2 separate regions of the Homo sapiens genome follow, and region 1 is linked to region 2. The links are chromatin loops, found by intact Hi-C in ENCODE. Cell type or tissue: B cell. All regions are shown on one strand. Region 1 overlaps SPATS2 (spermatogenesis associated serine rich 2). Region 2 overlaps SPATS2 (spermatogenesis associated serine rich 2).

The links. Hi-C counts contacts between places; a loop is a spot of excess contacts. Peaks named below come from ENCODE experiments on the same cell type or tissue, not always from the same donor. Only the 100,000 strongest peaks of a DNase experiment are listed, where the experiment ranks them.
Region 1: a loop joins it to region 2, with 3 times the contacts of the local background. A loop is called at or near these places in 5 of 110 quality-filtered maps.

What each region holds. Positions count from the first base shown.
Region 1 is chr12:49,427,145-49,432,144 of GRCh38, forward strand. All of the region lies in intron 2 of SPATS2 (spermatogenesis associated serine rich 2), which reads left to right. Among named protein-coding and RNA genes, the nearest start is that of SPATS2, 62 kb to the left of the region's middle. RefSeq lists a silencer at 1,702-1,996. In B cell, no CTCF peak of the experiment used is centred here; DNase peaks (open chromatin) are centred at 1,907 and 2,297; H3K4me3 peaks cover 1,094 bases; H3K27ac peaks cover 1,136 bases.
Region 2 is chr12:49,368,196-49,373,195 of GRCh38, forward strand. It overlaps SPATS2 (spermatogenesis associated serine rich 2), which reads left to right. Exons shown (of 14, transcript NM_023071.4): 2 at 3,033-3,095. Among named protein-coding and RNA genes, the nearest start is that of SPATS2, 3.2 kb to the left of the region's middle. RefSeq lists an enhancer at 1,643-1,782. In B cell, a CTCF peak has its summit at 1,878; DNase peaks (open chromatin) are centred at 1,816 and 3,577; H3K4me3 peaks cover 486 bases; H3K27ac peaks cover 3,058 bases.

The DNA.
Region 1 (5,000 bases), 59 kb after region 2:
TAAAAGGTGAGGCTGGTCTCATTCCTGGGCTCAAGCAATCTGCCTGCCTCAGCCTCCCAAAGTAAACTTTTCAAAAAATAGTTATCAAATATATATGTGTGTCTAAATAATATATTGTTTTAGCATTAGTTGTATTTTTTATTAAAAAAGAATCTTATGTTGTATGTAATCTGGAATTTTCTACTTAACATTATATTGCTAAGATTAATCCATATCATTGCATATAGTTGACACATTTTTGCAGCAGTACAGACATTTAGTGAATACATCACAGTTTATTCTCTTGTTAATGGCATTTGGGTTGTTTCCATTTTCTTAACTGTTATGAATACTACGTGTTTTCTAATGTACCATGAGCAAGAATTTCTCTTGTACTTGAATTTCTGGATCATAGGATTGACAAGTGTACTACTTTACAAAATAATGCTGTATTCTAAAGAAGTTGTACCAGTTTACATTCCTACCAGAAATAAATAAGAAATGAAACCCTTTCTGTTATGAGAGAATTTTAAATTATGACCTCAATTTCTTTTAGAGTTACAGGACTATGTCAATTTTCCTTTTTTGTGTGTGAGTCTGTTTGGTAACTTGTTTTTCAAGAAATTTATTACCTAAATTTTCAAATGTATTGGCATAAGGTCATCTATATTTTTGACTTATAATTTTAATGTCTGTAAGATCTATACTAGCTCTTTAAAAACCTTCATGATATTGGTATTCTTTGCATTTTTACCCCTTGATCAGTATTTCTAGAGTCTTCTTGCTGGGTCAAGAAATCAACTTTTTCTTTCATTTTTTTTTTCTTATTGCATTAATTAAAAAAATTTCAGGCCGGGCGCGGTGGCTCATGCCTGTAATCCCAGCACTTTGGGAGGCCGAGGTGGGCGGATCACGAGGTCAGGAGATCGAGACCATCCTGGCTAACACGGTGAAACCCCGTCTCTACTAAAAATACAGAAAATTAGCCGGGCGCCATGGCAGGCGCCTGTAGTCCCAGCTACTTGGGAGGCTGAGGCAGGAGAATGGCGTGAACCCAGGAGGCGGAGCTTGCAGTGAGTCGAGATAGCGCCACTGCACTCCAGCCTGGGCTAAGGAGCGAGACCCCGTCTCAAAAAACAAACAAACAAACAAAAAAAAAAAACAAAAATTCAGTAGAATGCACATAACATGACGTTTACCATTTTAACCATTTTGAAGTGGTATTAATACACTCACATTCTTGTGCATCCATCTCCACAACTTTTCTCATTTTCCCAAACTGAAACTGTACCCATTAATCAGTAACTCTCATTCCCTCTTCCCCCTAGCCTCTGGCTGCTACCAGTCTACTTTTGGTAAAATTTGACTAGTCTAGGTGCCTCATATAAATGGAATGATATAGTATTTGTTTCTTTGTGACTGGCTTATTTCACTTAGCATAATATCCTCAAGGTTCATCCATGTTATAGCACCTGTCAGAATTTTCTTACTATTAAAGTCTGAATAATATTCCATCTTTCATAATTTTTTATCATCAGTATTGGCACATAGTAGGTTTATGTTAAATAACAGTTGATCAGTTAATTATTTTTTAAGTTAACAAGGTTTTTAGAAATTGCTTTTTCTATATGCTTGGAATCTCCCTTTATGGGTTAGAATCAGTGAATATAGTTGCTCCTAATTGCCTGGTTTTGTTTTTGCCTAATAGCTGCCTCCAATCCCTTGAGCTGCTTGCTGAGGACCGGAGTTTTATATGTGTGTGTAAGGGGGTGGTAATAAAATTATCAGTATTGTTTAAATCCGTTATGAAGAGTAATACAGCTGAGGATAATTTAGCTCAGTTGGGTTTGGGTTAGAGCCACCTGTGCGAGGAGGAGGGCGCAGACAGCTCTAACTACTGAGCTAGCAGTAAAATAGGAGGAGACAAACATGTATTCCAGCTCTGCTCCTTTTGAGCTCCCTCTACTCCCACATCTACAGCTGCTGCTGATGACTAATGTTAAGCAATTTGGAGGACCTTTTGTCTTTTAATAGTAGTAAAGAGGAGTTGTGGTATCATGTGGCTTCTGATTTCCCACTTAGAATGTCTTTTAAATTTCCAGAAATTCTATGTTGTTCCAATTTGAGGTTTCTTTTTTTTATTAAAAAAATTAATTGGTTTTTCAAAATGAAAACATTTTTTCAAAATAAAATTTATGGTGATCAAGTCTTACAATTATGGGAGAGTTTTTAGATTAAAGTAGAAAATTGGTGCCAGTGGTGCCAATTGTTGAGAAAGCGGACTTAGAGAAAGGTTTCATATTCACCATTTTGACCTGAGGAAATCCCCTTTTTAGTTCCTTTTTTGAGTCTCACTCTGTTACTCAGGCTGGAATGCAGTGGTGTGATCTCGGCTCACTGCAACCTCTGCCTCTGGGGTTCAAGCGATTCTCCTGCCTCAGCCTCCTGAGCAGCTAGGGTTACAAGCATGTGCCACCACGTACCCAGCTAATTTTTGTATTTTTATTTTTTTAGTAGAGACGGGGTTTCACCATGTTGGCCAGGCTGGTCTTGAACTCCTGACCTCAAGTGATCCACCAGCCTTCGCCTCCCAAAGTGCTGGGATTACAAGCATGAGCCACTGTGCCTGGCCTAGAATTTAGGTCTTTCTCTTCTTCTTCTTCTTTTTTTTTTTTTTTTGAGAGTCTCACTCTGTCACCCAGGCTGGAGTTCAGTGGCATGATCTCAGCTCACTGCAACCTCCGCCTCCTGGGTTCAAGTGATTCTCCTGCCTCAGCCTCCCAGGTAGCTGGGATTACAGGGACGCGCCATCACGCCCAGCTAATTTTTGTATTTTTAGTAGAGACAGGGTTTCACCATGTTGGCCAGGCTGGTCTTGAACTCCTGACCTCAAGTGATCTGCCTGCCTCAGCCTCCCAAAGTGCTGGGATTACAGGCATGAGCCACCATGCCCGGCCATCTTTTTCATATTTCTTGTTTTTTTTTTTTTTTTTTTGAGACAAAGTCTCACTCTGTCCCCCAGCCTGGAGTGCAGTGGTGTGATCTTGGCGCACTGCAAGGTCTGCCTCCCAGGTTCAAGCAGTTCTCCTGCCTCAGCCTCCCGAGTAGCTGGGATTACAGCACGCCACCGTGCCTGGCTAATTTTTGTATTATTTTTTAGTAGAGATGGTGTTTCACTATGTTGGCCAGGCTGGTCTCGAACCCCTGACCTGAAATGATCCGCCGACCTCGGCCTCCCAAAGTGCCGGGATTACAGGCGTGACCCACCATGCCTGGCATTTCATATTTCTTTATAAAGCTGATGAAAATGATATTTATTGGTAAACTGATTATATTATGGAATGAGAATTCCTGGTGACTTTCTTATAATTAAAACCCTTTAAAGATGAGAAGAATGTTTTTATTTGCAACCTCTCATTTTCTTGTTTTCCATCATTATCTGCAGGTGTAGTAGGTTAGCATTTATCTTCTTGACACATTTCATGAACCTGTTGATTGGGTTTCTGAGTTAGAATTATATTATTTAGATTCAAATGAAGGCTTTCAGCTTTGATTTAATTTACTGGGTAAGGGTCTTATTTATTTTTACTTTTTTGAAATAGAATCTCTCTCTGTCACCCAGGCTGGAGTGCAGTGGCACCATATGGGCTCATTTTAGCCTCCACCTCCTGGGTTCAAGCAATTCTCCTGCCTCAGCTCCTGAGTAGCTGGGACTACAGGCATGTGCCACCACACCTGGCTAATTTTTGTATTTTTAGTAGTGATGGAGTTTCACCATGTTGGCCGGGCTAATCTCGAACTCCTGACCTCAAATGATCCACCCGCCTCAGTGGGATTACAGGCATGAGCCACTGTGCCCAGCTGGGGTCTTTTTAAAAAGGGTGCGCTATTAATTTTTTTGAACAGATAAGATGTTTATATTATTCCAATGTCAAAATATAAAAAGGTAGACTGAAAAGTCTTTCTTACCCTAGTTTCCTATCTTTTCAGTTTCCATTCTTCAAGAGATCATCACTGCTACTAGTTTTTTGTCTATCCTTCCAGGTATACAGTTTTTATATATGTGCAAACCAGTGCAAATACATTACTTTCTCCATCATATTCACTTAATAAATATATAAAGAACTTTTTTTTTTTCTTTTTAAGGTGGAGCCTCGCTCTGTCGCCCAGGCTGGAGTGCAGTGGCGCGATCTTGGCTCACTGCAACCTCCGTCTTCTGGGTTCAAGTGATTCTCCTGCCCTGGCCTCCTGAGTAGCTGGGACTACAGGCACGCGCCACCACGCCCAGCTAATCTTTTGCTTTTTTAGTAGAGACGGGGTTTCACCGTGTTGGTCAGGCTGGTCTTGAACTCCCAACCTTGTGATCTGCCCGCCTCGGCTTCCCAAAGTGCTGGGAATTCAGGCATGAGCCACCGCACCGGGCCCAAAGAACTTTTCTCAAAAACATTTGCACAGTATTCTCATTATGTGGACAGATTACAATTAATTAAACCAGTGTCCTATTAATTGACAATTAGTTTGAATATTTTGCTCTTATAAATAATGTTGCATTGGATAACCTTGAATACATAGGTTTATACATTTGCAAACAGCCTTGCAAGGTAAATTCCTAGAAATTGTCTTGCTAGGGTGGGTGTGATAGCTCATGTTTGTAATCCCAGCACTTTGGGAGGCCGAGGCAGGAGGATCACTTGAGCTCAGCAGTTTGAGACCAGCATGAGCAACATATGAAACCCTGTGTTTACAAAAAATACAAGAATTAGCTAGGTGTGGTAGTGTGCACCTGTAGTCCCAGCTACTCGGGAGGATCGTTTGAACCTGGGAGGTTGAGGGTACAGTGAGCCTGGGCAACAAAACAAGACCTTGTCAAAAAAAACAAATTGTCTTCCTGGGTCAAATAATATATACATTTTTAATTTTGACAGCTACTGCTTAGTTGTCTTCCAAAGATACTGTATAAATTTACATTCTCACTTAGATGTGAGGGGCCTGTTTGTCCACACCTCAGTACCTGTGTGTTT
Region 2 (5,000 bases):
AATGATTAGGTTCTTTTAGAAAGTGGATCTTTCTCAAGCTTGTCCCTCTGTTAAGGAGTACAAGCCGTTCTTTAAATAATTTGATTATCGCTTGTCCATTTTATTGATAAAACATGCCTGTGATATTTACTTCCCCTCTGTTTAGCAGGCTACTGTTCCTAATTTACCTACGGTTAATGAAGCAGGAGAGGACAGATCACCAAAAATATCTTGCTTTAAGTTAGGTCAGTGATAATGCAGATTTCAGTGTTTTGGAGAGAACCAAAAGCTTGGTTGTTTGTTTTCAGTTTGACCAAAAGGTGATGGATAAAATTAAGTTACCTGTACTTTGTTAGAATTGCAATTTCTCACTGAGAAATGTTCTTGTGCCATCTGCTACTGGTTTTGTGTTTGTGGGAGAGAGTTGGGGTTCTGCCTTAAATTATTTCTTGATGTTAACTTCAAATAGGCTGCCTCATACCTTCCAGTTTCAATTAAGGTGATTTGGGAATATTGATTATGATGTTTGCATTTCCTTAATATTTGGATTTCCAGACCAAATTTGTGATTGTACTAGATAGAAAATTGCCGATTTTGAAATTGTAATGACCATTGTGTGCTCCTAAGTAGTCCATGTTAAGCCTTTTATTTGTTGGGCATTAAGTTTTGCTGACTCATCTAAGATTTATGGACATTAATCAGTTTGTATTTCTCAGCTAGGTCTTGGATGGTAGCATTTAGGTTACTTTACAAAGGTCCAAAAATAATGATTTAAATTGTTACTTTTCTTAGATGTTATGAAAATTGAACAAAGCAAGAAATGAGTGCAGTGTTCTCATTAGTGACAATGTGCCTCTTTTTTTTTTTTTTTTTTTTTTTGAGATGGAGTCTTGCTCTGTTGCCCAGGCTAGAGTGCAGTGGCGTGATCTCGGCTCACTGCAACCTCCATCTCCCGGGTTCAAGCGACCCCAGCCTCCCAAGTAGCTGGAATTACAGGTGCCCGCCAGCACGCCTGGCTAATTTTTGTATTTTTAGTAGAGACGGGGGTTTCACCATCTTGGCCAGGCTGGTCTCGAACTCTTGACCTCTTGATCCATCTGACTTGGCCTCCCAAAGTGTTGGGATTACAGGCGTGAGCCACCGCAGCCTAATGTGCCTCTTTTTTAATTGACCTCTTTCAGTGGGCTAGCCAAGGTGCTAAGATTTTTTTGTATGTATTATCTCATTCAATCCTCACAATTATTTCATATTTTGTAAATTAAGAGGTTAAATAATTTACTAAGGTCACAGAGCTAGTAAATAACAAAGCTTTATTCAGACCTAGCTGTATCGGATGCCTTTTTTAAAATCTTCACTACCTGTTTGCTCTTTCTGCTTCACCCTCATCTTGGTTATAGTAAAGCAGCATGAACTGGTTGAAACTTGGGTCTGATAACTGTGATTTAGATGAAGATTAAGTTAGTAGGCTGTAGCCTACTCTGTGGAGTTCATTGAAGGTTTACTGCTCCTGTGATTTAACAAAGGTCTGGGATCCTGATAAATAGGGCTAAAAACATCTTTTTGCTTAGGATTTGTCCTGCGACCACACTTAGTTTTCTGTTTAGTCTTATACTGCTGAGGTACTGTGCATACGTGGCACTCTTACTTGTAGAAGTCAAGACAGCCAGTTGTGGAGCCAAACCAATTAACTCTGGAAAACAATTGAAAACTGCTCAGTACTCAGGTGCCCTTGAGCCCACAATTGGTACTAGCATTACCTCTAAATATAGATAGGATCCTTTTAGAAACCAGGAGTGAAACAACTAGAACTGAGGGAAACAGCTGGGGCCTGAGGGAGGAGCCACAGGTTATGGCCAAAACATGAGCATAGCCCCTGGAGGCCGATCAGGCTAAGACAGGAGGGAATTTTCGTTTGTTGAGCATTTATGTATTCCAGGCGCTGAACTCAGTGTACATTATTACCTTATCTGTTAGTTGTAAGTATTATCCTTATTTTTCAGATGAGGCTCAGAAGGGCTAAAAGTAACTTACACAAAGTCACTTTATAATGGCAGTGAAGAAAATTTGTGTATACTATTCTAAAAATTGCTGCTTTCAGTTTCCCATTGTAGGGTCACCATATTAAAACTGGGAACTAAAAGTCACTCTTTCAGATATACCTGGCTTCTCATGTGTGTAACTGATTATTTCAGTCTTGCTGCTTTCATTGGAAACTGGAAGGAAAAGCTTGTATTTTTTGGATGTAATTGTTAGGAAGTACAGTCCATTCATTATATTACCAAATGACCTGTAGAATATAATTCAGCTTCCTCAGTTGCTTAGTGTATATCTGCAGCAACATGAAAATAGCATGTCCATCCCTTCTTTTCTGGGATCTTCACTTTCAACGAAGTCATCTAGACTCTGGAGGATGACAGTGAAGCTTGCCTGTTACAGACTCTTCCACTTTTCTCAATATGTTTGACAGTTGTTCTTGGTTATTTATTTATGTTTTAGAGACAGGATCTCGCTATGTTGCCCAGTCTGGCCTCAAACTCCAGGGCTTAAAAGATCTTCCCGCCTCAGCTTCCAGAGTAGCTGGTATTGGCTAGTTTGTTTACTCCCCCCCAACCTCCTCCCACCTGCCCAGAAAGGATCTCACTCTGTCGCCCAGGCTGGAGTGCAGTGGTACAATCATGGCTCACTGTTTGACCACGCCCAGTTAACTTTTGTATTTTTTTGTAGAGTCAGGGTTTCGCTGTGTTGCCCAGGCTGGTCCCCAACTCTTGGGCTCAAGCAATCCACCCGCCTTGGCCTCCCAAAGTGTTGGGATTATAGCATGAGCCACCTCACCTGGCCTTTTTGTTTACTTAAAAAAAATTATTGTGGTAAACTATACATAACAAAAAATTTAGCGTTTTAACCATTTTTAAGTGTATGGATCAGTGGCATTAAGTACATTCACATTGCTGTGCAACCATCACCACCATCCATCTTGGGAATTTTTTTATTTTCCCAGACTGAAGCTCTATATCTATTAAACAATAATTCCTTGTTTCTCTTTCTCTACCCAGCTGCTGGCTACCAATATTCTACTTTCTGTCTCTATGAATGTGACTACCCTGGTTACCTCATATGTAAGTGGAATCATACAATATTTACTTTTTTGTGTCTGGTGTGTACCACTTAGCATATCTTCACAATTCATCCATGTTGTAGCATATGTCAGAATCTTATTCCTTTTTAAGCCTGAATAATATTCCATTGTATGTACACATCACATTTTGTTTATCCATTCATTCTCAATGGACATTTGGGTTCCTTCCACCTTTTGGCTGTTGTGAATAATGGTGCTGTGAATTTTGGTGTACAAATACTTGTTCGAGTCCCTCTGTATTGATCCATTCTCATATTGCTGTAAAGAAATACCTGAGACTGGGTAATTTATAAAGAAAAGAGGTTGAATTGGCTCATGGTTCTGCAGGCTGTACAGGAAGCATAGCAGCTTCTGGGGAGGCCTCAGGAAGCTTATGATCATGGCAGGAGGCAAAGGGAAAGCAGGCATGTCTAGGTGGCTGGAGCAGGAGGAAGAGAGAGAGGTGGGGGGAAGTGCTACACACGTTTAAACAACTAGATCTTGTGAGAACAACCCCAGGGGACTGGTACTAACCCATTCATGAGAAACCACCCCAATATTCCAGTCACCTCCCACCAGGCCCCACCTTCAACACTGGGGATTACAATTTGACAGGAGATTTGGTGGTGACACAGATCCAAACTATATCGCCCTCCTTTCAGGTTTTTTTTTTTTTTTTCTATTTACACAGAAGTAGAATTGCTGGATCCTATGGTAATTCTATGTTTAGTTTTTTGAGTAGGCTTGGTTACTTTTATTTTTTATTTGTTTTTTTGGAGACAGTCTTGTTCTGTCGCCCAGGCTGGAGTGCAGTGGCACGATCTCAGTTCACTGCAACCTCTGCCTCCTGGGTTTAAGCGATTTTCCTGCCTCAGCCTCCAAGTAGCTGAGACTACAGGCATGCACCACCACACCTGGCTAATTTTTGTCTTTTTAGTAGAGATGAAGTTTCGCCATTTTGGCCAGTGTAATCTCAAACTCCTGGCCTCAAGTGATCCACCCGCCTCAGCCTCTCAAAGTGCTGAGATTACATGCGTGAACCACTGTGGCCTGCTGAGGCTTGGTTACTTTTAAGCGGTGATTTTGTCATATGCTACCTGAAGGTAGCACTTGATGGTGCTTTCTCTATTGACTTTTTCTGTATTGCTAGCAGGACACTTAGGGTGGAAATGATTCAAAAGGAAATGTTTTACCCAGTTTTCATGTATCCAATGTGGAAGGAACCATTTGTTATATACAGTTCTTTCCAGTTATGTGCAAATATGAATGATCGTCTTAAGAATGCTCTATATGTTATGTAAAATGCGTCAACATTTTTAGTATACTTTGCTGCCTTTGATTGAAATTTAGGGTACTTTTTTCATTTAAACATGTTTTACATGTATGAGATGCTGCTTACTGCTTACCTTCTGTATCTTCCTGCATTCATTAAAAAAAAAATTTCGTGTCTGCTGTATGCTTTAAATATTTCGAGCGGATACCTGGAATACATAGAATAGAAAGTAAGATTGGTTGAAGTCATTTGGCTCCATTTTCTCTCCCTCCTTGTACAGTATGCAAGCTGTAACATAATACCAAATATAATAGGTTGAAATGGCTGCAGTGAACTGTCTCTTAGGATGAGCCTAGCCTCTCATTTGATTTTCTGTTTTGTGTGTGTGTGTGTGTGTGTGTGTGTGTGTGTGTGTGTGTGTGTGTGTGTGATGGAGTTTTGCTTTTGTCGCCCAGGCTGGAGTGCAATGGCGTGATCTCAGCTCACCACAACCTCCACCTCTCGGGTTCAAGCGATTCTCCTTCGTCAGCCTCCTGAGTAGCTGGGATTACAGGCAAGTGCCACCACGCCCAGCTAATTTTTTGTATTTTTAGTAGAGAGGGGGTTTCTTCATGTTGGTCAGGCTGGACTTGA